6 separate regions of the Homo sapiens genome follow, and regions 2, 3, 4, 5 and 6 are each linked to region 1. A link is a loop called in an ENCODE intact Hi-C map of the cell type or tissue named here. Cell type or tissue: heart left ventricle. All regions are shown on one strand.

Evidence for each region. Hi-C counts contacts between places; a loop is a spot of excess contacts. Peaks named below come from ENCODE experiments on the same cell type or tissue, not always from the same donor. Only the 100,000 strongest peaks of a DNase experiment are listed, where the experiment ranks them.
Region 2: it touches region 1 in a loop (6-fold over the local background); 82 of 110 quality-filtered maps call a loop at or near these places.
Region 3: a loop joins it to region 1, with 5 times the contacts of the local background. A loop is called at or near these places in 89 of 110 quality-filtered maps.
Region 4: it touches region 1 in a loop (2.8-fold over the local background); 12 of 110 quality-filtered maps call a loop at or near these places.
Region 5: a loop joins it to region 1, with 7 times the contacts of the local background. A loop is called at or near these places in 23 of 110 quality-filtered maps.
Region 6: it touches region 1 in a loop (5-fold over the local background); 21 of 110 quality-filtered maps call a loop at or near these places.

Annotation. Positions count from the first base shown.
Region 1 is chr6:7,242,107-7,246,106 of GRCh38, forward strand. The region is part of intron 11 of RREB1 (ras responsive element binding protein 1); the gene reads left to right. Among named protein-coding and RNA genes, the nearest start is that of SSR1, 69 kb to the right of the region's middle. In heart left ventricle, a CTCF peak has its summit at 1,555; no DNase peak of the experiment used is centred here; H3K27ac peaks cover 894 bases.
Region 2 is chr6:6,675,019-6,679,018 of GRCh38, forward strand. No RefSeq gene overlaps it. Among named protein-coding and RNA genes, the nearest start is that of LY86-AS1, 54 kb to the left of the region's middle. In heart left ventricle, CTCF peaks have their summits at 22, 244 and 1,970 (motif pointing right); a DNase peak (open chromatin) is centred at 1,999; H3K27ac peaks cover 342 bases.
Region 3 is chr6:6,722,630-6,726,629 of GRCh38, forward strand. The region is part of intron 2 of LOC101928004 (a long non-coding RNA gene); the gene reads right to left. It overlaps LOC101928047 (a long non-coding RNA gene), which reads left to right. Exons shown (of 6, transcript XR_001743949.2): 5 at 2,152-2,671. Among named protein-coding and RNA genes, the nearest start is that of LY86-AS1, 100 kb to the left of the region's middle. RefSeq lists enhancers at 2,154-2,847, 2,164-2,223. In heart left ventricle, a CTCF peak has its summit at 2,046 (motif pointing right); DNase peaks (open chromatin) are centred at 1,761, 2,052 and 2,382; H3K4me3 peaks cover 1,253 bases; H3K27ac peaks cover 2,947 bases.
Region 4 is chr6:6,888,971-6,892,970 of GRCh38, forward strand. LINC03055 (long intergenic non-protein coding RNA 3055) reads left to right here. Exons shown (of 3, transcript XR_926430.2): 2 at 2,383-2,490. LOC105374903 (a long non-coding RNA gene) reads right to left here and starts at 1,384. Exons shown (of 3, transcript XR_926431.3): 1 at 1,300-1,384. In heart left ventricle, no CTCF peak of the experiment used is centred here; a DNase peak (open chromatin) is centred at 1,779; H3K27ac peaks cover 2,351 bases.
Region 5 is chr6:6,554,888-6,558,887 of GRCh38, forward strand. All of the region lies in intron 3 of LY86-AS1 (LY86 antisense RNA 1), which reads right to left. Among named protein-coding and RNA genes, the nearest start is that of LY86, 32 kb to the right of the region's middle. In heart left ventricle, a CTCF peak has its summit at 2,248 (motif pointing right); a DNase peak (open chromatin) is centred at 2,250.
Region 6 is chr6:6,899,462-6,903,461 of GRCh38, forward strand. No RefSeq gene overlaps it. Among named protein-coding and RNA genes, the nearest start is that of LINC03055, 16 kb to the left of the region's middle. In heart left ventricle, a CTCF peak has its summit at 1,962; no DNase peak of the experiment used is centred here.

The sequences.
Region 1 (4,000 bases):
GTAGCGAAAGCAGCCGGTAACTGAGGGAGCTGAGGGGGAGCCCTTGGGTTTCCATGTTTACAAATAAGTCTTAGTAACTCCGTGCTGGATGTGCATTTTGCATTCAGCTTCTTTATCATAAGGGAGGAACAAAGACTGGGGCTCCTGCTGACATCTGCAGACACAAAGCTGAGTCGGAATTTGTGGTCTTAGCTTCGGTTCAGCACCAAGTGTATTTATAAGTTTGCAGTCATAGGTTTTGTTGTCCAAATCCCAACAAAGCCCTTTCCCACCTCCACCCCACCCCGGAAGTTATATAGGGTTCCTTGAAGGGACAAAGCCTCTAGAAAAAGAAAAGTCACTGAAAGTTGTAATGTGAAACCAGCAAAGAGAAAATACATGTTTGGTTTAGTTGTGGTCACAGTCCATGGTGAGAAAAGGGACTGAGATTTAAGTGGGAGGGAAAAGTTTAGGGAGGCAGAGTTTAGTGATTTCAAGGAGGATTTTAAAATGCAGATGAGCATGATGGACATGGGGTGAAGCCTTCATTCTGGGTTCCCCCCCCCCAGTGAAGTTTAAAAAGTGAGGCTTTGAAGGAAGACCACTTAAAAAAAAGGGGGGGGGGGAAGGAAATGACCAAGGAGGTCCTTGAGGGGTTTTCTAGGCTTGTATGCCTAGGTGGCATTTTCTTAAAATTCCTACACATGTTTTATAATGTAGGTCTGACATTTTTCAGTCTCATAAAGTCCCCCAAAAGAATGCTAAAAATGCCACAGTGGGGGCAGTTCTCCCTTAAAGGTCCATTTTGAATATTCAAATTTCAACTGAAATTCTTCATTCACTGTCCTGGACAGAGAGGCAGCCTGGCCCCCTCTGCCCTTGAGGGATATGCCCTTGGTCCTTCCTCCGATGATGCCCCGTCTTTGTGTTTGTAGGCACCTACATAGGGCTGTTTTTAATTCGTATAAACATGAAAGTGTTTAAGCTCTCCCTTAATGGTGGCCGCCTTTACCAGCCCAGAAGTCCCACATGTCAGCATGGACTACACCTCAGGAAACCCTCTCCATCCTCAGATGCTTTGGGTGGAGTGCAGACACAGCAGCTTCCCCTGCAAAGGCACCCCTGCCAGGTCAGATAATTACTTAGGTTGGTAGTCTGTCACAGTGGTTGAGGCTCATTTAATTTTTAGGAAGCAATAGATCTTTAATTGTTGAGCTGACTAGGGCTGTCTCCACAGTCCTGTAGGAGGAGCTGCGGGTTTATTATCTACCAGGATTCCTTCTGCTTCCTCTAACAGTTTTCTTAGTTGTTGAACAACACAAACCGAGGGACTGATGGGGAGAGGGAAGAACTGCATATTTTTAAGGTAGCATTGCTTATAAAAAGTCATCAGCTCAGCTACCTGCATTTGGGAGTCTGGGTGTTGAGGGCGGGGATTTATACAGCACCTGGCCTTATAAGTTGAGTATTCATGATAGGTGAAGAGGTGAAGTTTTTTGTTCATGAGAATCACTAATGAAAATCAGTTGTTTAGAATGTGAAGGGCACAGCCTACACTGCTAAAACACTCCCCCTAGTGGGAGTTTGGTAGAATACAACCAAGCCCCCTGTGTCCAAAGAGGGAGTTGGCCTTTCATTGTACTCCGGGTGATCTCTCTCCATTATCCGCGCAAAGGAAGGGCCCGAGAGCAGGAACAATTTGATCTTATATTTCTTTGGGTTTTGTTTCAAAATTTATTTTACTTTCTTTAAAGCTCTATCATGTTAAATATGTTCTGTGCAGTTAAAATAATGCATGTTCTTTGCTGAAAAAAAAAAAATAGAAGTGTAGTCTAGGATATACTGGGGACAAAGGGGAAGTAACCAGAGATTAAACCTTCTTTTAAAAATTACCAGTCGGGCGTGGTGGCGCATGCCTGTAATCCTAGCCCTTTTAGAGGCCGAGGAAGGTGGATCACCTGAGGTCAGGAGTTCTGAGACCAGCCTGGCCAACATGGTGAAACCCTGTCTCCACTAAAAATACAAAAATTAGCTGGGCATGGTGGCTCACACCTGTAATCCCAGCTACTTGGGAGGCTGAGACAGGAGAATCGCCTGAACCCAGGAGGCAGAGGTTACGGTGAGCTGAGACTGCACCACTGCACTCCAGCCCGGGTGACAGAGCAAGACTCCATCTCAAAAAAAAAAAAAAAAATTACTTACAAAGGCCAGCCACAGTTGCTTATGCCTATAACCTCAGCACTTTGGGAGGCCAAGGCAGGAGGACCCCTTGAGCCCAGGAGTTCGAGACCAGCCTGGGCAACATAGGGAGACCCTGACTCTAGGGAGGGAAATTACCCACAAAGCCAGCAAACAAATTGAGCGTTCTGTATTTTTATTGTAGAGTTTATACCAATATCCATTCTATAGATGCTCTCTGTTGAAATGATTCAAGAAAAACGAACATCTAGTTTTTCCTTGGAATGTGGCCCAGACATTGGTGTGCATATCCCAGGACTCATATTCTTTAAGCTTTTGGATAATTTTGCAAAATCATTTCTTCTTTAAAATGTTATATTCACACCATAATATTTCTTTCTGAAACCTCTTGAGATACCCAAACAGTGGCTGCCAAAAAGTGCAGTCAGTGTAAAACTAATGAAATGAAATGATGTAAGTAGCCGCGTTATGCAGATGGCTGTGGGTAAAGCCTAAAGCCCCAAGCAGGTGTGAACAGTAGGTACTGTCTCCTCAGACCTCAGGACGGGGCAGAACCAGCTCCTTACCCCAGCCCTCCTGACCGCCTTGATGGCAAATCATCAAGCATGTGACATTGAGGAGGTGTGATGGATGCAGGTTGACATTGTAGTTACACCTGATCACGTCAAGTGAGAATCCAGGTTAGGTGCGTGAATCTGCTGGCTCAAGGACTGCAATCACATCTGGCCTATTGAGGGAGGGGCATCTCGTACTTGTGCCATAAAACAATGACTTTCATCCACCCAATTATCAGAGGAACTTGAATCCCTGCAGTAATAAATCAGACAGTGGCCGGGCACGGTGGCTCACGCCTGTAATCCCAGCACTTTGGGAGGCTGAGGTGGGTAGATCGCCTGAGGTCAGGAGTTCGAGACCAGCCTGGCGAACATGATGAAACCCCATCTCTACTAAAAATACAAAAATCAGCTGGGCGTGGTGGTGGGCGCCTGTAATCCCAGCTCTTGGGAGGCTGAGGCAGGAGAATTGCTTGAACCCGGGAGGTGGAGGTTGCAGTGAGTGGAGATCACACCATTGCACTCCAGCCTGGGCGACAAGGCGAAACTCCGTCTTGAAAAAATAATAAAAACTAAATCAGACATAGGATCTGCAGCTAAATAATAGGTCCCACCAGCTTCCAATGTACTGTCGTAATGCATAATTTTAAGAAGTTATTAAGTCTTCTTTCAACCTTAGTAAAGAGAAGGCCTTTTGACACTGTTTGATGTGAATATTGCAGCCGTGCCATCCCTTAAAAGGACTGTTGAAAACTGATAGGCTTTCCACATACAGTTTTACTGGGTGGAATGGACAGATAGGAACAAATCAAGAGGCAGGAAGTCAGGGTAGGTGAGATGCCTGGAACCCAGAACCCCTTGTCTTCACAGGCACCCACAGCCCTTCACAGTCCGCTCCCCTCACTGTGTGCTGTTGCCAAGCCTGGCATCAAGGGTGCCCTTCCTTTGAAAGATTCCACCACCCCTGGGAGGCTGACAGCTAGGAAGCCTACAAGCTTGCCTGCGCCCCCTTGGGTCTCTGCAGCCTCCACCTGGAGATGAGCGTCAGGCAAGAGTGTGCATACCATACACACACAACGCAGGCTTGGGGTCGTTTCCTGTGAAACTCATCAAGACCATGCTTTGGAGGATTAGGGGTAGGGGTGGTCCTGTGTATGTTGCATGTTTGTATGATCTCTTTGCACTGGAAAAATAACTTATAACTCAAGCTTCCTCAACTTCCCTAGCGCTGCGAGTCTCTGGAATGCACCCCTCTCCTATCTCGCAGC
Region 2 (4,000 bases), 570 kb before region 1:
TAGCCTCTGGAGCCAATGCTATTAGCCTGGAATGCGGTGGGGGGCGCTCTTAGCTGCTGTCTCATGTGCTGTTTTCAAAGACTTCTCCGTGAGGAACATCAATGGTTTCCTTCTGTTGCCCTGGCTAACTAAGTGGAACACCCTCTTAGCAACAAAAAGGGGAGATTTGCTAGCACCTTCACTATATGCAGCAAATATCATCTCCCAGTAATAGTCCTAGGTAATTAAACTTTTATTTTTCCCATGATTTATCGTCTGGGAAATACTAACTCTGTTAAACTTCGGACTTTACATATAAAATGTAAAATTTTTTTCAGTTTGGATAAAGTTCTGTTATAAGTAACTGAAAATCAAGCAGAGACATACACAAGTTAGAGGTTTATTTCTCTCTCCAGTAAACCTGGGAAGTTCATGGTGGCCCAGTTCACTAGGACTTGGACTTCTTTTATTTTGTAACTCCATCATCCTCACCTGTGGCTTCTGCCTTTTAGTCCAAAATGGCTGTTTCAGATCTAGTGATATCATCACATTCCAGCCAGCAAGAAAGAAAAGAAGGCAAGAAAGTGATAGCCCTCTTCTTTTAAGGACCCTTCTGGAAGTTGTATATACAACTTGTACATATTGGCCAGTAGGCCACCTGAGAAGACTGAGGGCCTCAGTTCTTTCCTAGCTGTTGGCTGGAGGTTGCACACAGTTTCTCATTACATGGCTTTTTCAATATGGCAGATTGCTTTATGAAAACAATATTCAGCAAGACCCAAGCTTCAAGGGGGGATGAGAAATGTAATATTTGCTCTCAGTTTCTGTGGTAGCCATGAAATTATGCCTCTCAGATGTCCGACTAAGGAAACGTAATTGTCTGAAGGCCCCAGCTGCTGTCCTCTGGAAAGGCTGAGGGAGGAGGGTTGCTTGACTTAGGAAGTCAAGGCTGCAGTGAGTTATGATCGCGCCACTGCACTCCATCCAACCTGCTTGACAGAGCAAGACCCCATCTCTAAATAAATTTTTAAAAATACAATCCGCCAGGCACAGTGGCTCACTCCTGTAATCCCAGCACTTTGGGAGGCCGAGGCAGGCGGATCATGAGGTCAGGAGATAGAGACCATCCTGACCAACATGGTGAAACCCTGTCTCTAGTAAAAATACAAAAATTAGCTGGGTATGGTGGCACACGCTTGTAGTCCCAGCTATTCGGGAGGCAGAGGCAGGAGAATCACTTGAACCCGGGAGGAAAATATTGCAAGGAGCAGAGATCGCGCCACTGCACTCCAGCCTGGCGACAGGGCAAGACTCTGTCTCAAAAACAAACAAACGAAAAACCAATCTACTCCAAAAATACTATTTAAATAACAGAAAAAGCCTGTTTCTATTTCTGTCAATGTATGTGTATTGCATGTATGTTACAAATAATCCTTTTCCTAACTTAGAACTTATATTTCTACAGGGTGAGGGCTTATGTATAAAACCAATATAAAATAATGAAGAGGAGAGATACCAAATCTTACATCTTTTCCTTGTACAACCTGAAGACATGCCTCAGACCCAATAATTTTTTATATTGCAATTTTCATTTTAATTCCTTAATTTTGTACTAATTTTCCAAAATGTTTGGTAGATTTCCCTCAATATGCTAAGAGGTCAGCTTAAGAGAATGGGCAGGGGGTCTTGGAAACTCAGATAAGGGCCTTGACACTTATTTTGGGCAAAGCTAACACTGAGTCACAGGGTTGTTCCAATGAATTATTTTCCCTGTTGCCTCAGATGAGAAAAATTCACTCTGATTTTATTTCTTATTCTTGTGTCTGCTTTATCATCACAGTTAATATAAAATATGCCAATAAATACTCTATCTAAACAATAAGTCTTCTCATTTCCTTTTTGCGCCACACAGAACTTGCAGAAAATGGGGAAAACGGGGCTACCTTTTCTTAAACCAGTTTGCCCAGGAAGCCCATGCTGTGTAGTTCACAATTTCAGCCAGGAGGTGGCGGTAGTAACCAATGGCAAAATCCTGAGACACTGCCTCTATCAGCTTCTCATTGTCCTGCGGACGCTTCCTGGATCTAATCTGATGCTTATGAAAGTGATTTCCTTCTTTCGAAAACACCAGGCCCAAACAAAAACTAACTTCATCCTGCAGATAAAAACTGTATGTGCCTTACAAGTTGTCAGACTCCTCCAGACCTTCAATCAATATTTTCCCAGCAGCAAAATGCAGCTGCACATTTTAGGAAGCAGAGTGGGCAAATTCCTTCTGCGGAAGCCCATGAACCATCAGGCCTCCCCCTCAGGGTGGCAGGAAGGTGTGGAAAGGGGGACTAAGCAATCCAAGCTGCTAGACAATCCGAGCTCCAGGGAGGCCAAGCACATTCCCCCAGTTTGTGCAGGAAACAGCAGGGAACTGAAAAAAGGGTTCTGTTGAGATGAGACTGATGTTCCCAAGTCCTGAGTCCTCAAACCGAATCACTTTCCGGCAGCAACACCTGTCTTTAGCATGCAAACATCGGTCTCATAGAGTCTTCCCTGAAAGATGTTTAATGATCATGTCATTACTGTCACTCTTTTTTTTTTTTTTGAGAGTGAGTTTTGCTCTTGTTGCCCAGACTGGAGTGCAATGGAGCGATATCAGCTCACCCCAACTTCTGCCTCCCAGGTTCAAGCGATTCTCCTGCCTCAGCCTCCCGGGTAGCTGGGGTTACAGGCATGTGCCACCACGCCTGGCTAATTTTGTATTTTTAGTAGAGACGGGGTTTCTCCATGTTGGTCAGGCTGGTCTCAAACTCCCAACTTCAGGTGATCTGCCTGCCTCGGCCTCCCAAAGTGCTGGGATTACAGGCGTGAGCCACTGCGCCCAGCCACTGCCACCTTTTAAACTACAGAAGATGAGTGTGCCTGCTCAGACAATGAAGGACTCTGAGGGATTTGGAGAGCCACAAGGAGTCCAGACCTTAACCTGAGGGCAACAGCACCATTAAAAGTTTCTAAGACAAGGAGGAACACGGCTCCACCAATTTACAATGGCTAAGAAGAAAATAAGCTCGTCGGAAGGCAGGAAGTTGAGTCAATTTTCTATCCATGAATCTCAGCATTAGGTTGTTTTTATTGAACTTCTGATAGTACATCTTGAAGAATGCTAAGGAAAAGTCTAGAAAGGTGCTCTTAGTCTCCTTTCTCTACTGCAGAAGCCCTTTGTGATCTCCAGGGGAAGCAGCCCCCGTTTCCATATGGTCCCAGGGAGACGAACGACGGCAGAACATTTCATGTGCTGTGGAGGCACCTAGCTTCAGAATGTGAAAAAGTAACCAGAGCTCTCAAACCTCCCTTTCCTCATGTGTTAAATAGGGATAATAGTCCTTACGTCAGGGTTGTTGGGAGAGTGAAATGAGATCACATATGTGAGTCACTGACCTACAGTAAGTGTTTGGTAAACAGTAGTTATCATGGGCGGAGGCCTGACCTGGGAAACGGTCGGCAGGCACAGTAAACTCACCAGCAGATGCTAAAGGGAGCCCCGAGGCTCATCATACCCACCACATGTACACGCATACACACATACACACACACGCACTCATGCACACACACAAGCAGGCACAGAGCATCCCTCCTACATCTCACACATGCCAGGTCTTCCGGGAGTCACTTCTGTGCTTCAGCCAAGATGCCCTGGAAATTTTCCTTTTCTCACCTGCATGAAAATGCTTTTGAGGCCCCCCAGCCTCCGCCCGGAGTTTAGCCCCTTCAGACTCTGCACCCCTGGGGGTGGCCCTGACCCACCCACCCCTGGAGCCCACCATTCCAGGGCTCCCTGATTGTTTACATGGCAATAGAAAGCTTGAGATCAAGCTGAGGTTGCGGCGCATATTTGAACTACAGGGAAGGGAAAGTGTCCTGCTGAGGTTTAGAAGGAAGGTGGGGACTCACAGAAGCCACACAATGAAAAGTCACTGATGATAAATGCCGATTTCACACCCGTTAACCACGGAGAATGCGCCTGCACCAG
Region 3 (4,000 bases), 520 kb before region 1:
CAGCCTGGGTGACAGAGCAACACCCGATCTCAAAAAAAAAAAAAAAAAAAAAAAAAAAAAAAGAGGTGGGGGGCAAAGCCACAATGCAAGGGTTACCTGAATTTGGTGGGCTGCCTATTGCACGGGGTAGGGTATATTCAGAGCCTCGTCTACTTTCTGCTGAGCTGAAGTCCTACTGTTGGGTACCATTTTCCCCAGGACCCCACGGCATTCAGATCTTGCCGGCTTCCTCCAGCCACTGCTAGAAGAACATTAGCAGCGAATCATGGAATGTCAGGGATTCAAAGTAGAGGCCCTCTGGTTACATCCTTTTGTTTTAAACATCACATATAAGCCCAGGGCCCTCTGTTTACTTTTGATTTTACCCAAATAGAACCAACTAGGGAGCAGATGTGTGCAGCTCAGCAGGAATCCAGCTTTGGGGAAATACTGAGGTCTCCAGACTTGGGACTGGCTTTGTGTGAAATGCTTGGTTAGGGGAAAGGGGCTCCCTGCTGAACAAGACTGGAAAAACATCTCCCAAAGGCACCTTGTGGCATCTGTAAGCTGTGGGTTGCAGGGGTGCTCATAAAACAAAACTCAAGATAGAAAATACACATATTTCAGACCCAGCTCTGTCCCCTTGAAGCCAGCACTAACAGCCAGCTTGACCCTTTTTCCTGACAATCCCTTACAATGTGGGAGCCAGGGTTCCCACAGGGCCTGAAGAGGACATGCCCGGGGCTCCTATAGCCTTAGAGAGCTGCTCACACGATCTGGGGCTGGATGAGCACCATCAGGCTTATGGAGAGAGACTAGGCCAAAAGTTCAGGCCAGTTCTGTTGAAAGAGAGAACACTTTAAAAAAAAAAATTGTGTTTCTTCAGAATTTGCTCAGGATTATCAGAAAAGAGAGAAGGAAAAAAAAAAACTTTCATCCTCTACAGTTGAGCAGGGAAGGGATGGGGAAAGACTCATTTCCTAATGACAGCCTTTTGTAACTGAAGATCTAAATAAGGTAAAAAATAAAAATGCTTCTCCATTTCTACAAGAAGTGGCCAGCCAGGAAAGGGACTTCTTGTCTAACCCTCCTGTGAAAATGAGGCTCATTCAGTCAGATTTCAACCCAGCCTTCTCCACTTTCTGCCTCCATCACCCTTCCGGGGGCAGAATTTAGCAGTGGTCTGCCACCCCGAGCAGCCGCTCCCACAGGAACTGCCTCATTAAGCTCTGTGACCAGTAACTCCCAACTTAGGAAAAGCTCAAGAAGGACCACTCTGCTTTGTTTGCACTTTTCCAAGAACCCTTACTACATAAAACGTTCTAAACTTGGGAACACTAACTTTTGCACTGTTTCCCACCGAGCCACAGAGCTCGCACCAGCATCACGCTCTCCCTTTGCCAGGATCTGAGCTCGCTGGAGGAAAATACAAGTTCCTCTTTCAGCTTCTTTCCTTCACTTCTGGAGACAAGCTTTCCAGCTACCAAAACAGAACGTTTCCCAGGTTTTCCTCCCACACCTATGAACTTTGTTCCTTGATTAAATCCTAGTTTCCCCTCTAAACAGAACTGGACTATGTCCAACCAATGTCTTCAGTTTCTGCAAACATTAACTCTGATGTTTTTTTTCAAGAGGTTTGTGTTCGGCTTTTGAGTAGGTTCCGGAGGCTGCCAGTGGAAAGTCTGAGGGGGGTATCAGCAGCATTTTACCCCATCCCCCGCATCCCCTCTGGCCAGCAGGACAGGAAAAGGAAGCCTGTTTGCGTGCACGAGCCTGCTGACCGGCCTTTGCCATGCGCTGTGCTTTCCTTTGTAGACACAGAGGGACTGCGAGGGAGGATGAGCAACTCCTTCCTAAGCTGGTAGGGTACATGGCTCCAAGAAACGCTCCTGGTCTGGAGTGGAATGTAGGACCGTTCTCCTCTCACAGCCAGCCACACAAAGCTACCTGTCTTCGGACATCTTTCCCCGACGCTTGAGCAGGCTGCAGGGAAAGGGGCCCGCTTACCCGGAGGAAGGAAACCCTCCGCAGACCCTCCAGGAAGGCAGGCCTGGGGCGCCCCTTCCCCGGGGAGCCTGGAAACCCACAAGGCAGGAGCCATTAGAGGGCAGCACGTGCCTGTCTCATAACACTGAGCAGACTCGTCTTTTTTTTTTCTTCTTCCAATTACAGGGTGTTTCAAAAAGCAAAAGTACCGTGGCTCCAGCGTCAGCAGAAAAACAAGTTAGAAAGACAGGCAGGGGAGGGGGCGATCCCTCCAACTCCAAAGCTGTGCCAGGGAGACACCGCTCTTGGGGAAGTTGGGCTGCAGCCCCCGCACGTGCTAGGAAGATAAGTGAAGGTCCCAACACATCCTGTCCCCTTAGAGCCCCTGGGGCCCAGCAGCCGGGCCCAGCAGCCCGACCCAGCGCCTAGAGCCCATTCGCAGACAGCGCGCTGAGGCGGCTTGGGCGCCATGCCCTTTGGGTTACTCAGCTCTTCAGCCTCCTGGAACGCTAGGACAAAGGAGTGCCTTGGTGCTGGCAGAAGCCGGGGGGCACAGCTGGGTTTTACAAGGAAGGACGAAATCTCATCTCAGCAATCGGGATAGATCAACCGTTGCCCGTCTGAGGTGACCCAATTCAGGGACCAGCCGCTTGGCTCTGAACACACACGTGTCACAACCCCAGCTCGTACCCAGGCCTTGCTAGAGGTAAGAACGTGGCATCCCTCCCTGGGACCAACTCGAGCGCCACTTGGGCGTCCCCTGCCAGGACCGCTCTGCATTGCAAAGGGCCCCTGGGGCGTTCAGGATTGGCCTCTGCCCCTCCTCCCACTGCACCATTCTCTTCTTCCCACCGCACATCTCTTCCTAATTCACCAAGGGGTTCCACCCCAAGGAAGAACTCCTTCGTGCTGGAAAAAGCCTGGGGCAGCACGGTGGGCCTCCCCCTCCATCTGGGTCACCAGAGGCAGGGAGGGAGGAGGCTTGTGTAATCTTACTATTCATTTCTCCGTGCAAGCTCCTCGGGACAGGCCTGAATTCATGATACCATCTCATTGGAAGACCTTTGCCCCCAAAGGGCCTGGGCAGATTGAAGCGTCTAGCAGAGGTGAGGGGTGACAGGTGACCAAACCCCAGCCCTGAGGTCTCACCACCTGCTCACAAGCCCAGAGCTGGGGTGGTGGGGTTCTCACTGCCTTCTCCCCATCCCCCTTCTCATTGCATTTCCTTTCCCCCACTCTGGCCTCGGAACCCAGGCGGCCAGTCCTTAGCCAGTCCCTTCTCGCTGTTGTCCAATCTGTCACTGTGCCTGACTATTCTTTAGGAAGTGGTTACTGTTTGTTGCACACCATTCACAAACACTTCATTTTCAGATCCTGCCCTCTGCACACTACGTGCTAGGACCTTGGCAGGCCCCGTGAGTGGCCAAGTTCCGTACTCTTGGTCATCAGCATCTGATCTGCCTCTGGAACTCCTCTTTCTCCTTCCTTGTTCAATTCAGCGGTTTCAGTTGACAAAGACCAGGGAGCCTCTAACCCCGGGGGCGTACTAACCATAGAAATATCACTCAGTCTAGCATAGAGTGCGCCTATAACTGAATGGGGAACTTCACTGATAGTGCTTCCAGTTTCCAATAGCATTAGGCTAGGTATTTGGACTACATTTCCCACTGACAACCATTTAAAAGCTGGATAAGATATAAAACAACTCAATCTTTCTGTTGAAATTGTCAAATAGTAAGAAGTAATACTGGCTGTTGATCCAGGGAATCATGAGGGACTGAGTCAGTCCTCTCTAATCCTATAGGCATCAGAAAAAATCATGGGTACAGTAATTCCAAAGTCAAACTGACAGGTAGTTTTCATGAAATTTTCCTAGTAAATTATCCCAAAGAACTAATAAGCTGGACAAAAATTATATTGCATGAATATTTATACAATATCTTTTCTGGTAGACTAATTCCACCTAGTTGACAGCTCTGTTAGATTCCTTTGGGGGCCCTCTTGTCTGCCTTGCAGCTGTGCCATTCCTATACAA
Region 4 (4,000 bases), 350 kb before region 1:
TGCTAAACTGCCAGTGCTCATGCCTGCAGTCCCAGCAACTGGGGAGGCTGAGGTGGGAGGATCACTTAAGTGCAGGAGGCCAAGGCTGCAGTGAGCTGTGAGCGTGCCACTGCACTTGAGCCAGTAAGACTCTGTCTCTAAAAAAAACAAACTGCTACACTGTACACTTAAAAATGGTTAAGATAGTAAGTGGGGTTTTTTTAAATTTTATTTTTGAGAAGGAGTGTCACCCAGGCTGGAATGCAGTGGCGCAATCTTGGCTCACTGCAACCTCCGCCTCCCAGGTTCAAGGGGTTCTCCTGCCTCAGCCTCCCAAGTAGCTGGGATTACAGGCATGCGCCACCACACCCAGCTAATTTTTGTATTTTTAGTAGCGACAGGGTTTCGCCATGTTGGCCAGGCTGGTCTCGAACTCCTGACCTCAGGTGATCCACCCGCCTCGGCCTCCCAAAGTGCTGGGATTACAGGTGTGAGACACTGCGCCCGGCCAGTAAGTTTTACGTTATATGCACTTTACCATAGTTTTTAAAAGAGAAAATAAATTAGAACAATAATCCCATAAAGTTAAAAGAGGTCAGTAGCGCAGCATGGACCAGGAGATCCTGGGAGTTGTGAAAGTCAGGGAAAGCTCCCTGGAAGAAGGGGAGCTCATGTGGTTGTCCACATCCCCCATCATAAGCCAAGAAGAACTGCCTACCAAAGTGTGAAGGCTGTCCTTAAACCCAATGATGTCTATGGTAATGGAGGGCCAGGCCTCAACTATCAAGGAAGCTGCATCACCAACGTTTGTCCATCACCAAGGCATAGCATGGTATGGCCAGCGTGATCACATGACCCATATTCTGAGACCAGACTGAGAGTGAAGGGCACTGTTGATAATTACAGTGGACAACAGCATATGGTCTCCTGGGGTATAGCAGGAACAGCCCAGGCTTGGGACTCAGGCAGACCTGGTTTCGAATCCTAGCTTAGGCACATACTTGGGCACATTGCTTTCTGCCTCAGAGCCTCAGTTTCCCCTCCTGTAACGTTTCTATCTCGTGAGGTTATTGTGAGTAACAAAAATAAGATGAGAAAAACTTCCAGTCCAGGGCCTGAGAAGTCCTAAATATTACAAGCCTGTAATCTCTTATCTGCAATTCTGGGAAACTAGGGTTCAGAGAGAGGAAAATTGAGGTTTTTATTGTGCACCCTGTTATCTATTATGAATTTCTTACCCTACTTATAAATTTTTTAAGATTAAACCAAAAGTGCCCCCCACCCGACAAGGAAGCACAGCCACAGGAGTCTCTAAGTTACCCTGGGAGAGCTGGGTCCTGTCCCACTGCTAATGCAATTCACACAGGCAGGTCCAGGGGCTTCTCCCAGTTTCAGGCTCCTCGTGTGTACCACAGACGTGCCTTCAGAGATTCCAGCTACAGATCAGTTGGGAAAACAGTGCCCAGCCTAGGTCTTCAGCAGAGGGGATGGAACATGGGGAACTGGTTGCAAAGACGTTGGAGTTGCTGAAAAGTCAAACAGGGGCAGTGAGGCAACCCAGAAAGAAATAACAGGAAGAAGTTTAGAAGTTTCTACCCACTCTGGGCTTGGAAAGGGGATGTTATCTGAACCTGAATCCTGCACTATCTGGTAGGAATTGGAAGGATGGAGGGAAGGGCCACCCAGCCACAGAGGACCAGTGCCAAGGACCCTGACCAGGCTGCAGAGAGACAGAGAAACGCCCTGAATCTCCCGTCCGCTAGCCCTTCGGTTTATCTTCACTGACTCCCTGGGTGGAGGCCAGCCAGAAGCCAGGAGCAAGGGGACCTGGGAAATGTAGTTCTCAGAAGACAGAGCCCTGCAGTCCAAAGCAGAGCAGGGCAATCCAGGAAAACGACCACCACAGTGCAGCCACAGCAGCTGGGGTCGTCCCCCACTCAGAAGGGATCTTTCCACTTTTGTTTGGCATTTCTGCTTCCCTGGTATTTCCATTTTAGATGCCCCATATGCAAACTAATTAAATTCAAAGTTTCATAGAAGAGAAACTTTTTAATTAGCCTGGAAATCTCACACTTGGGGCCTGTCCATCACTTCTGAATCCCCCAAGCAGATTTGCGTCCTCTGACTCCCCTCGCCAGACTGAGCATCTCACAGCCAACACCTGCTCTGCAAGGCAGGCTGTGCTAGGCAGGTGTGCCATGCTGGGGACACAGAGAGAGCTGGATTCCACCTGGCTGCTGGGGGAGGAGGCAGCGGCACAACAGGTTCCCACATCACCTGGAGAGCAGGCGCATTACTTCCTCCAGCAGGGCTGGGCTTCCAGGTACAAGAGACCAGAGGTCACTGTGGTCCAATGGGCTGAGCCGTAGATTAGGAACTCAATTGTTCTTTGTTTAAATCCAGCTGAGACACCCAACCTTGCGTGACCTTGAGCCAAACACAACTCTTAGGATGTAACCTGCTTTACAAGATGAGAAAGACACGAGTAAAAACATCAGCAGACTCTGGAAGGTAAATGAACAATCCTGATAACACCCAGCCCTTCCCCCGAGGCGGGCTTTTAAGCATGATCTTGCTTGTCCTTGAAATCATCCCTGTGAAGGCAGGGAGAGGGAGGACCATTATCTCCATCTTACAGAGAGAGAAACCAGGCACTGAAAATAGACAGCAACCCACACAGCGGGTCATGCTGGCATTAGACTCAAGGCCACATGAGTGTTGGCCCTGACCTGTTTCTTCTGCCCCATGGAGGACCAGTTATTTCCTTAGCCCAGGGGCCCCAGTGACTGAAGGAAGGTCTGGAGGGAGACACTGTTTTTAGGTCTAAAAAGGGGAGAGGAAACAAGAGAGAAGAAGAAGGAGCAAAAGAAAAAGGGAAGGAGGGAAAGCAGAGATAAAGATGGGACCTGGAAGGGGCAGGGTAGACACTAACAGGTTGCCAGGACTCTTAATGACAGCACATGTGAGAACCTGGCTTGGCAAGCTCGGTTTTACCAGCCTTAAAGGCTTCCATGCCCTTCCATCATCACCCAGCATTACTGGAAATTCACTAGGGTTATACATTCAGAAGAATACACAGCCACTCCCCTTCATTTCTGAGCAGGGGTAGCTCCCATATCCGCCAGCCTTTTTCCTCCCCTCAGGGCCCGGTTTACGACACTTCAAGTTTTGTTCTCTGTTGTCAGGTGCTGTTGTGTAAGGTGGGAGAACAGATACTCCTGTGGGTGTGCTTGAGCTGAAACACATTTATCTAAATCTGAGCAGCAGGTGCTTTCACACACAGGAAGAGTGGTATCTGGTACCTTCCTGTAGGGCTGCGAGGGTCCTTCCCTTTCTGCCCACAGCAGCAGATCTGGGCCCACGTTGAAGACAAGCCCTCACTGCACTTGGGCAGCTATAATTTACCAGGCACGTCAAGGGTTGGGAAAGCTGTGACTAACAAGTCTAGCTTGTGCAAGACTCATCCTCTTACCTCTCTCTCACCATCACATCCCCAGCCCCACTAAAGAGTAGGATTCTGGCTGAGTCTTTGGCTAAGATGACAAATGGCAGCCCCTCTTGTTGAGACATCCTAACTCACACCGCTGGATCCGGAAGATGCACACAAACTCCACTTTTGCTAGCTTGCAGCCCCAAGGGTGTTCCAGAAAGTAGACCTTTATAACAGAACAGCTTCCTGGACTACAGGCATTGCTGTATCACTGCATCCAGGCCATAATTCTGATTGCCCCCTGTAAACCGGGAAACTCACTCCTCAGGATGCCCACCTTGCTGTTTGCCATCATGGAAATGCACTGAAGTGGCTCACCTACATTGTTACAGATAAACCACGGGCCACAGTTGCAGCACTCTTCTCAGGGTGTGGAGGGGAAATGACATCTATTCTTTGATTAATGTTGTCTCTCTCTGTCCCCAGAGTCAGTAAACAAACAAGCTGTCCTTGGAGCAAGCAAGCGCTTCCCTTTCGGCATCTCCCCCTCTCTGAGCGGCAGCCCTGCAAGTGAGGCCAATAGCCGTCCCT
Region 5 (4,000 bases), 690 kb before region 1:
ATGGAGGCAGAAAGAGCTACTGCACACAGCAGTGCAAGGCTGGGTTGCAATGTGCTGGCTGCTGGGAAGCACAGCATGGAGGCTGCAGCCCATCGTGGCAGTGTACAGATTATTGAAATAATTTTATTCATAAGCACATTTGAAAATGCTCCCACCACCTCCCAGAAGTACTTGAAGCAGTGGAAAATATTGCAGTGAGCTGAGGTCTGAGCGTCAATAAACCAAGACCTGTCAGACTCAGCTGAGATACAATCAGGGCCTTTGCCCAAAGTTCATGAGACTGTGAAGGACAGCACCCAAGCTGGTGCAAATTGCAAATATTTGAGGGTGCATTCCAGCCAAGAGGGGCCATAGCTGATTGGGGAAAGTGGAAAGGGTACAGCAGTAGCCATCCAAAGCTTCTGATCAATAAAATGTAACCCGTATGTTATGTACCAGTTTCTTGCTGTAATAAAAAGAAATCTGCAAGAGGATGGTAAACAATTAACTGTACCACACAGAAACTGTTGTAGAGACATCCGCCCCCTGCCCAAACCTGCCTTGCCCTTTCCTGCCTGTGCCTGCTCGCTGCCCAATCTCTGCATCCTCTGTAGCAGCAGAGCCTCTATTTTGTTCTGGTGGTAATGCGCGCATCTAGTCCTTTCAGCTTGTGTGGGTGGGGAAGACCACGCAGCACATCTCTGCGAGAAGTCTCCAGGTGATGCTTCTCTCTACAGAGGCTTTCTAAAAGGGGGCAGACTCCACTGGTCTGTGCCTTGGCCCGTTGTGCCCTGCTTCTTCTAGCATGGAATGGAGGCTCCCCTGCTAGGCTGGGGTTACTGGCCCTTTTGTGAACATGAGGCTATACACTTTTAGGACGAAAGCCTCATACCTAGGAGGGATGAGCAGAAAGGTAAAAGGAGACTAGTGCCCCGATGGCATCATGGAGCCACTATACCAATCCTGGGTTTCCTACCTCAAGATGCTGGCTTATGAGAGAAAAATAATCCTCCAATCAGGATAAGCCACCATGCCGGGCTTGTCACTTGTAGCCAATGCTGTTACTGCCTTTGCACCTTTGCTCAAGACATTACCCATCTGAATGGCTCTTTTCTCTCTTCTCAGCTTAACAAATTTGTCTCCCACTACAAAACATGCCTCTCTACTCCCCTAAATCTAGAGTTGACTCTTTTTTTGTACATGACCCCCCTGCAACTAACACTGTAAGATTCTGGTGACAGAGACCAAGGCTCATGCTCTTTAAGCTTCCACACAATCCTTGCTCTTGGTAGAACATGGTTCCCACTGAGTGCTTCCCTGAAAAATGTAATTCCACAATACTTTTGCATTAAAGTTCATGAACTATTTGGTCTGAGCTTCAAACTTATAGTGCACAAATCATGATTCATTCAGCAGAATAACTCCAGACTCCAGCCCACACACGGACGCAGCCGGCTACTCCCATGCTGTTAGAAAACACCAGTTCTGGGGGTTCCTCTCTGTGAGCACTCCTAACTGTTCCTGAGGAAACTTTGAGTGACTCATAGTCTCCCTTCTAACATCGCCACCTCTCTGTGCTCTGGCAGGTCCATCTGGCTTTCTATGGCCAAAATAGCATCCTGGGATGACTGTCCCAGAATGTACCAAAATAGGTAAAGGGAGAATTGTGCCTTCAGAGGCATTTGGATGATTGTCCGAAACAGAAAATAATAAGAGTTCTTTTCTGGGCCAGATCCTTTATTTGCCCTATGTACTAAAGCAGGTTTCCCCCCTCCATCCCATCTGCCCCTTCCTCGGTCCTTTGCAATGCATTATTTCCAACAACAGTAAGCTCTGCCATATGGCCAATAAATATATTGCTCAAGAACGTCAGTGTATTTCATCAGATGTTCTTCTCCAAAGTTAGAAGGATTGCCACAGTGAACTGGGTGAAGTAGATAGCTCTAATCTGCAACAGCACTATTTCATTTATTCTGATTTCTACCATGTTGCCTAACTGTGGAAAATTATCCCAGTACCCCAGGGTCTGTGTGTGCCCAGTCAGACCAGTGCTGCAGCAGTTCACACAGATCCCAGGTGCTGTGGACGAACTAAGCCAAAGAAACCTGCCCTTTGAATCACCCTGGTTGCTCCAGCCTACTACCTCTACATGTGGGCTCAAGTGGGAGCTGCCATGAAAAGGTCTCTCAATTTCTCCTTATCTGGCTCTCCCACAGGTGGCTCTAATTCCAGGAGCCTTGTGGGAAGCTGCAGACCAGCCAGGGAGCCACTAGAGGGCCCCCTACTAACATCTGCCTGAGCCAGGGGGCTCAGTCCCTCATGTTTTCTGGTATATTCCACACAACTTATCAAACTGCTTACTTTCTTCCATAAAGATTTGGAATACAATAACGATGTCACAGATGTCAAGCGAGGAGAAACTGTTTTTCGTTCATTAACTTCTGGAAAGAAAAGAAATTTAACTTTGGCCAGGAGTGCCCGACTGGGATCGGCGGCACGGCCACAGGGGCACCCTGTGGCTAAACCCCTCATGGAAGGCACTGGAAAGATCCTCTACCCCCAAACGCAGGGTTTAGGGCATCGTCTGTCCTTGCAGAAGCAGGAATCTTGTTAGAGTTACCCAAATACAACATTTCAGTAGGAAAGGCTGGGTGTTCTTGCTTTTTAATTAAAAATTTTATTGAGATAATTGTAGATCCACATACGTTTATAACAAAGAAATCAATAGAGAGTGTTACTAATCAATACTTACTTGCTTTACGGATTATTAGTCAATAACCATAAGAAAGAAATCAATAGAGATTGTTACTAATCAATACTTACTTGCTTTATGGATTATTAGTCAATAACCAAGAGTCTCATATGCGCTTTATGCAGCTTCCTCCAAAGTAACATTTTTCAAAACTATGACAACCAAGATACAATCTACTAATCAGATTTAGATTTCCCTAGTTTTACTGTTACTCGTGTGTGTGGGGGGTATGTATAGTTCCATACATTTTTATCATCTGTGGATTCACGCATCTGGCACCAGTCAGGATACTGAACACTTCCACCTCCACAAGGATCCCCGAAGCTGCCCTTTCATAACCACAACCCCTCCCTCCCACGTCTTCACCCTAACCCAAGCCTCTGGCACACACCAATTTCTCCTCCACTTCTAAAATTTCATCATTTCAAAACTATTATAAAAATGGCATAATATAGGCTGTTACTTTTCAGGATTACCTTTTTACTCCCCATAACTCCCTGCAGAGTCATCCAAGTTCGTACAAGTTGATTCATGCATCGATAATTCATTCCTTTGTGCTTGCATGCACTTCAGCGCATTTAACCATTCACCTGTCAAAGTCTATCTGGGCTGATTCAAGATTTGACGGTTAAGCAAAACTGCTATTGAACATTTGGGTGATGTTTTTAGCACTGATGGCGAATGACGTTGAACATGTCCGTATCCTTACTTTCTAAGTGTATTTTCTCTGTGAAATATCTCTTCATGTCTGTGCACATTTTCTAACTAAATTGATGTTTCACTGTTGAGTTTTGTGAGTTCTTTATGTTTGGATACTAACACTTCGTTAGATATGTGGTTTGCAAATTTTTTGTCTACAGCTTGTCTTTTTCATCCTCTTCACATGGACTTTCATAGAGCAAGTTTTCTGTTTTGATGAGGTCTAGTGTGTCAATTTTTCCATCCATGGATTGTGCTTGTGGTAGCAAGCTCAAGTACTGAAAATTTTATCTGATTTTTTTTCTGAAAATTTTGTAGTTTTACATTTACCTCTAAGACCATGATCCATTGTGAGAATGTTCACATAAGGTGTGAGCCTTAGGTCAAAGTTTATTTTTATCTACTGATGTCCAATTGCTCCAGCACCATTTACTGAAAAGCTATCCTTTCTTCAGTAAATTGCTCTTGTACCTTTGTCAAAAACCACTTGGGCAGATTTGTGTGGATCTATTTCCAGGTTTTCTGTCCTGCTCCTTTAATCAATATGTCTGTTCTTCCACCAATAGCACA
Region 6 (4,000 bases), 340 kb before region 1:
AAAAATTAGCCTGGTGTGGTGGCTGGTGCCTGTAGTTTCAGCTACTCAGGAGTCTGAAGCAGGAGAATCGCTTGAACCCAGGAGGCAGAGGTTGCAGTGAGCTGAGATCGCCCCACCGCACTCCAGCCTGGGTGACAGTGCGAGACTCCATCTCAAAACAATCAAACAAACAAACATATATATATATATATATATATATATATGGGTCGGGCACTGTAGCTCATACCTGTAATCCCAGCTCTTTGGGAGGCCAAGGTGGGTGGATCCCTTGAGCCCAGGAGTTCAAGACCAGCCTGGCCAAACCCCATCCCTACAAAAAATACAAAAATTAACCCAGCGTGGTGGTGTGTGCCTGTGGTCCCAGCTACTTGAGAAGTTGAGGTGAGAGAATCACTAGAGCCTGGGAGGTTGAGGCTGTAGTGAGCTGTGTTCATGCCACTGCACTCCAGCCTGGGCAACAGAATGAAACCCTGTTTCAAAAAAAAATACTTTATAGCAACAGAAGGGAACCCTCATGGAAACTATGGACTTTGGGTGATAATGACAAATCTGTGTAGATTCATTGATTGTAAGAAATGTGCCATTCTGGTGAGGGTTGTTGATAAGGGGTGCGGGGCAGGGGCAGGGGGCAGTAAGCGGGGGCAGGGAACTCTCTCTTCCTTCCTCTTAATTCTTCTGTGAACTTAAAATTGCTCTTAAAAATTAAGTCTTTAATAGAAATAAACACATAATAAACTCTAAAAATACTAAGATCTGAATGTCGAAAAAATTTGTAATTGTTCTAATAACCATAGATAACAACAGCACATAGACCACATTACAATCGGCGGTTTTCCCGCATGCAGCTCGTCCCATTCGTAGTGTGAAAGTCTCATTAGCTTCGATTTTAAGCAGTGCGTTTTTTTTAATCTTCCCCTACGTTCTGGTTCCCATCTTATTTTTGAGGCCCATAGCTGTCTAAGTCATGGTATGTGCAGAGAGAGATTTTTTCCTGCTGATTGTATGAAAAATTGTGCAAAAGGGGTTGTCATCTAAAAAAGCGTGTGACACTGGGAGAGACCTTGTATAGTGAGCAGGGCTTCCCATGAGTTCATCCTGGATCTTTCACTGAGAACAGGATGTTTTGTCAAGGATGGGCAAAGAGGGGCACAGCAGAAAGACAAAAGGATGTGCCAGCTACAAAAACCACGTGGGCCAAGGACAGGGGGCTGCAATGCAAAGACTGGAACTTGCAGCACGGCAAACTAGAGCGTGGCAAGATTAGCGTTTCAGACTCCAGACAAGGCCACTTCCCTCTCCAGGAAAGACGATCTCCTCACCAACACAAGCGCTTGGCGCTTCCCTTTTCCGTCCAGGCGTCCTGGCTGGAACGAGGAAACTCAAAAGTGCTACGAAAGAACAAAAGTGGCCCAAATTCTGAAAATTCTTAAAATTAAAAGATTGTAACTCAAAGGAAGATAAAGAGCATGACTTTTAATTTCTCCAAGCTACTTCATTCATTTTCAGTGCCAAAAACCCAATGCCAGTCTTACATAGTAATCCACTTACTGTAGTTGAAACCTGAGGTGTGAAAAGTTCCGTGTTGACAAAGATTTGCATCAGCTGCTGCCGCTAAACAACATGTAAAAACTTGCAGTTTAATTTTAGCTTCAGAACAAATAAGCGCTTTTCCAAACCCACCCAGGAGCGCAGGCTGTCACTAGGTCTACAGGTGTGCTCTGAAATCAGACACTATCAAGAAATTCTATCGTGCTAAAATGAACAAGGAGCCGGGACGGCACAATCCATCATTTTTTAATGTGTTTTGGGAACTGTCTTAACAAGTGTGGAAGTGTCCCAGCGAGATGTTGTATTCAGCTTCCACTGTGCATATATTAAGCCAGCGTGCGTGTGTGTGCATGCACACATGTTCGTGTCTGCATTCTATATTAGAAGGTCTCAGGAAAAGAGTGATAAATAAGATGAAGCGGTAAGAGGGCACCAAAGACCATAATTAAAGGCGCTTGAGAGCAGTTAGCTGGCCTTAGCTTACTCCTTCAACCAGCCCCATTTATTTTGCTGCTCCGGTGTAGCAGATACTGTGCAGGGCCCCGGCAGAGACACAGGGGTCACGGAGATACAAGCCACTCTCGGGGAACCCCCAGTCTAATTAACATACAAATAGCAGTGACACCCGGCAGAAGCGCTACAAGGCAGGGCAGGCTACAAGGCAGGGCAGGTGAAGTGCTTTGGTGGCTCTGGGTGACAGTTATTGCCACATATCATCTTCCAGGAGTCCTGGGGCCATCTGAAAAAAAAAGAGATTTGATGAACTAGTTTTTCTTCCAGGGGTGAAAGTTGTTCAGTTTCTTGTGGCAAAGAAATATAAAATGAATGGAAAAAAGAAGAGGTTATATGGGTGAATTATTAAATGTAAGGAGTGGAAAGATATTACATCTGTGTAAGGAACACACAAAGATTTTTCTAATTTTTAGTCATAACATTTATAATGACAAATTACACACTAGCCTTGTGAATCCTATGTGTAACACATAAGGCAGGAATAGGCCCCAGTGTTTTGGGTTTTTTTTTTTTTTTAATAGAAGCAGGGTCTCACTATGTTGGCCAGGCTAGACTCTAACTCCTAAGCTCAAGTGATCCTCCTGCCTCAGCCTCCTTCGGAGTAGGGACTACAGGCACACACTACCACCAACCTCACTCTGTCACCCAGGTTGGAGAAAGTGACGCTATCACAGCTCAACATAGCCTCAACACCCCAGGCTCAAGTGATCCTCCCACCTCAGCCTTCTGAATAGCTGGGACAACAGGTGTGCACCGTCATCCTGAGCTACATTTTTTACTTTTGTAAAGATGGAGTCTTACTATGTTGCCCAGGCTGATCTCCAACCCCTGGGCTCAAGTGATCCTCCCACCTCTGCCTCCCAAAGTTCTGGGATTACAGGTGTGAGCCACCATGTCCAGTCTACACCAGTGTTTCCTTTTCCACTGATTTTGGACGCAAATGCTGCCTTCCTAAGAGATGGGTCACCTAAGTCACTCCTTGTCTAGTTCATTCACAACTTCATGCTGATGTCTGCAGATAAAAACCCACATATTGGACTTCCAGTTAACAAGTCACCTCCTCCGTGAAGCTACCCTGAATTTAATTCATTCTTCTAGTTGATTGAGTGCCTACTTTGTGCCCAGGACCATGTTAGAGAGTGGTTGGTGGTCAGGGTTAAATGAGACAACATCCAGCTCACACCGAGATGCTGGCCCACTCTGCCTTATCCCTGTGTTCTCACTAGCCTCTTCTCTGAGGGTTGAGTTGCTTGTTCAAATCCCCTGATAACCTGTAAAGTCCTTAGGCAGAGACGATAGCTTTTATTTTTGCGTTCCCAAAGCCTGGCACATTCTAACTGGGAGGAGAAGCAGCTCACCTCACAGACAGTTCTCACTGACTCAAGCTCTTTACAATATTTATAAGTATAGGTTGCATGTTGTATGTGCATACACAAAAAGTTTGGCCCATATATATATATTTTTTTTTTCTTTTTTTTTGAGGTGGAGTCTCACTCTGTCACCCAGGCTGGAGTGCAGTGGTGTGATCTCGGCTCACTGTAACCTCCGCCTCCCATGTTCAAGCAATTCTCTTGTATTACTTTTCAAAAAATTATTTTTGAATTAGTATTAATATTTCTTCATTTATTTCTGTGCATGAATGTATTTAAATCTTCCCACTCATCATTAAACGGTGCAATGGCAATTTTAAACGCAAATTATTGGAACATTCAGGTGGCATGCAGAACAACCACAAGCGTACAATTCATATTTTGTAGCTCATATACGTATACATTTTGTTCTTTCCCAAATGGCGGAAACACTCCATAAAATTAGCCAAACTTTTTGTTTCACCTCTTGATATGTGCACATTTCACCAACACTACCTTCAGCTTACTGAGGTGTAAGGAAAAACAAAAGAAAGGGAATGATAAGTTCCTATCTTTTCCTTGTCTTCTAT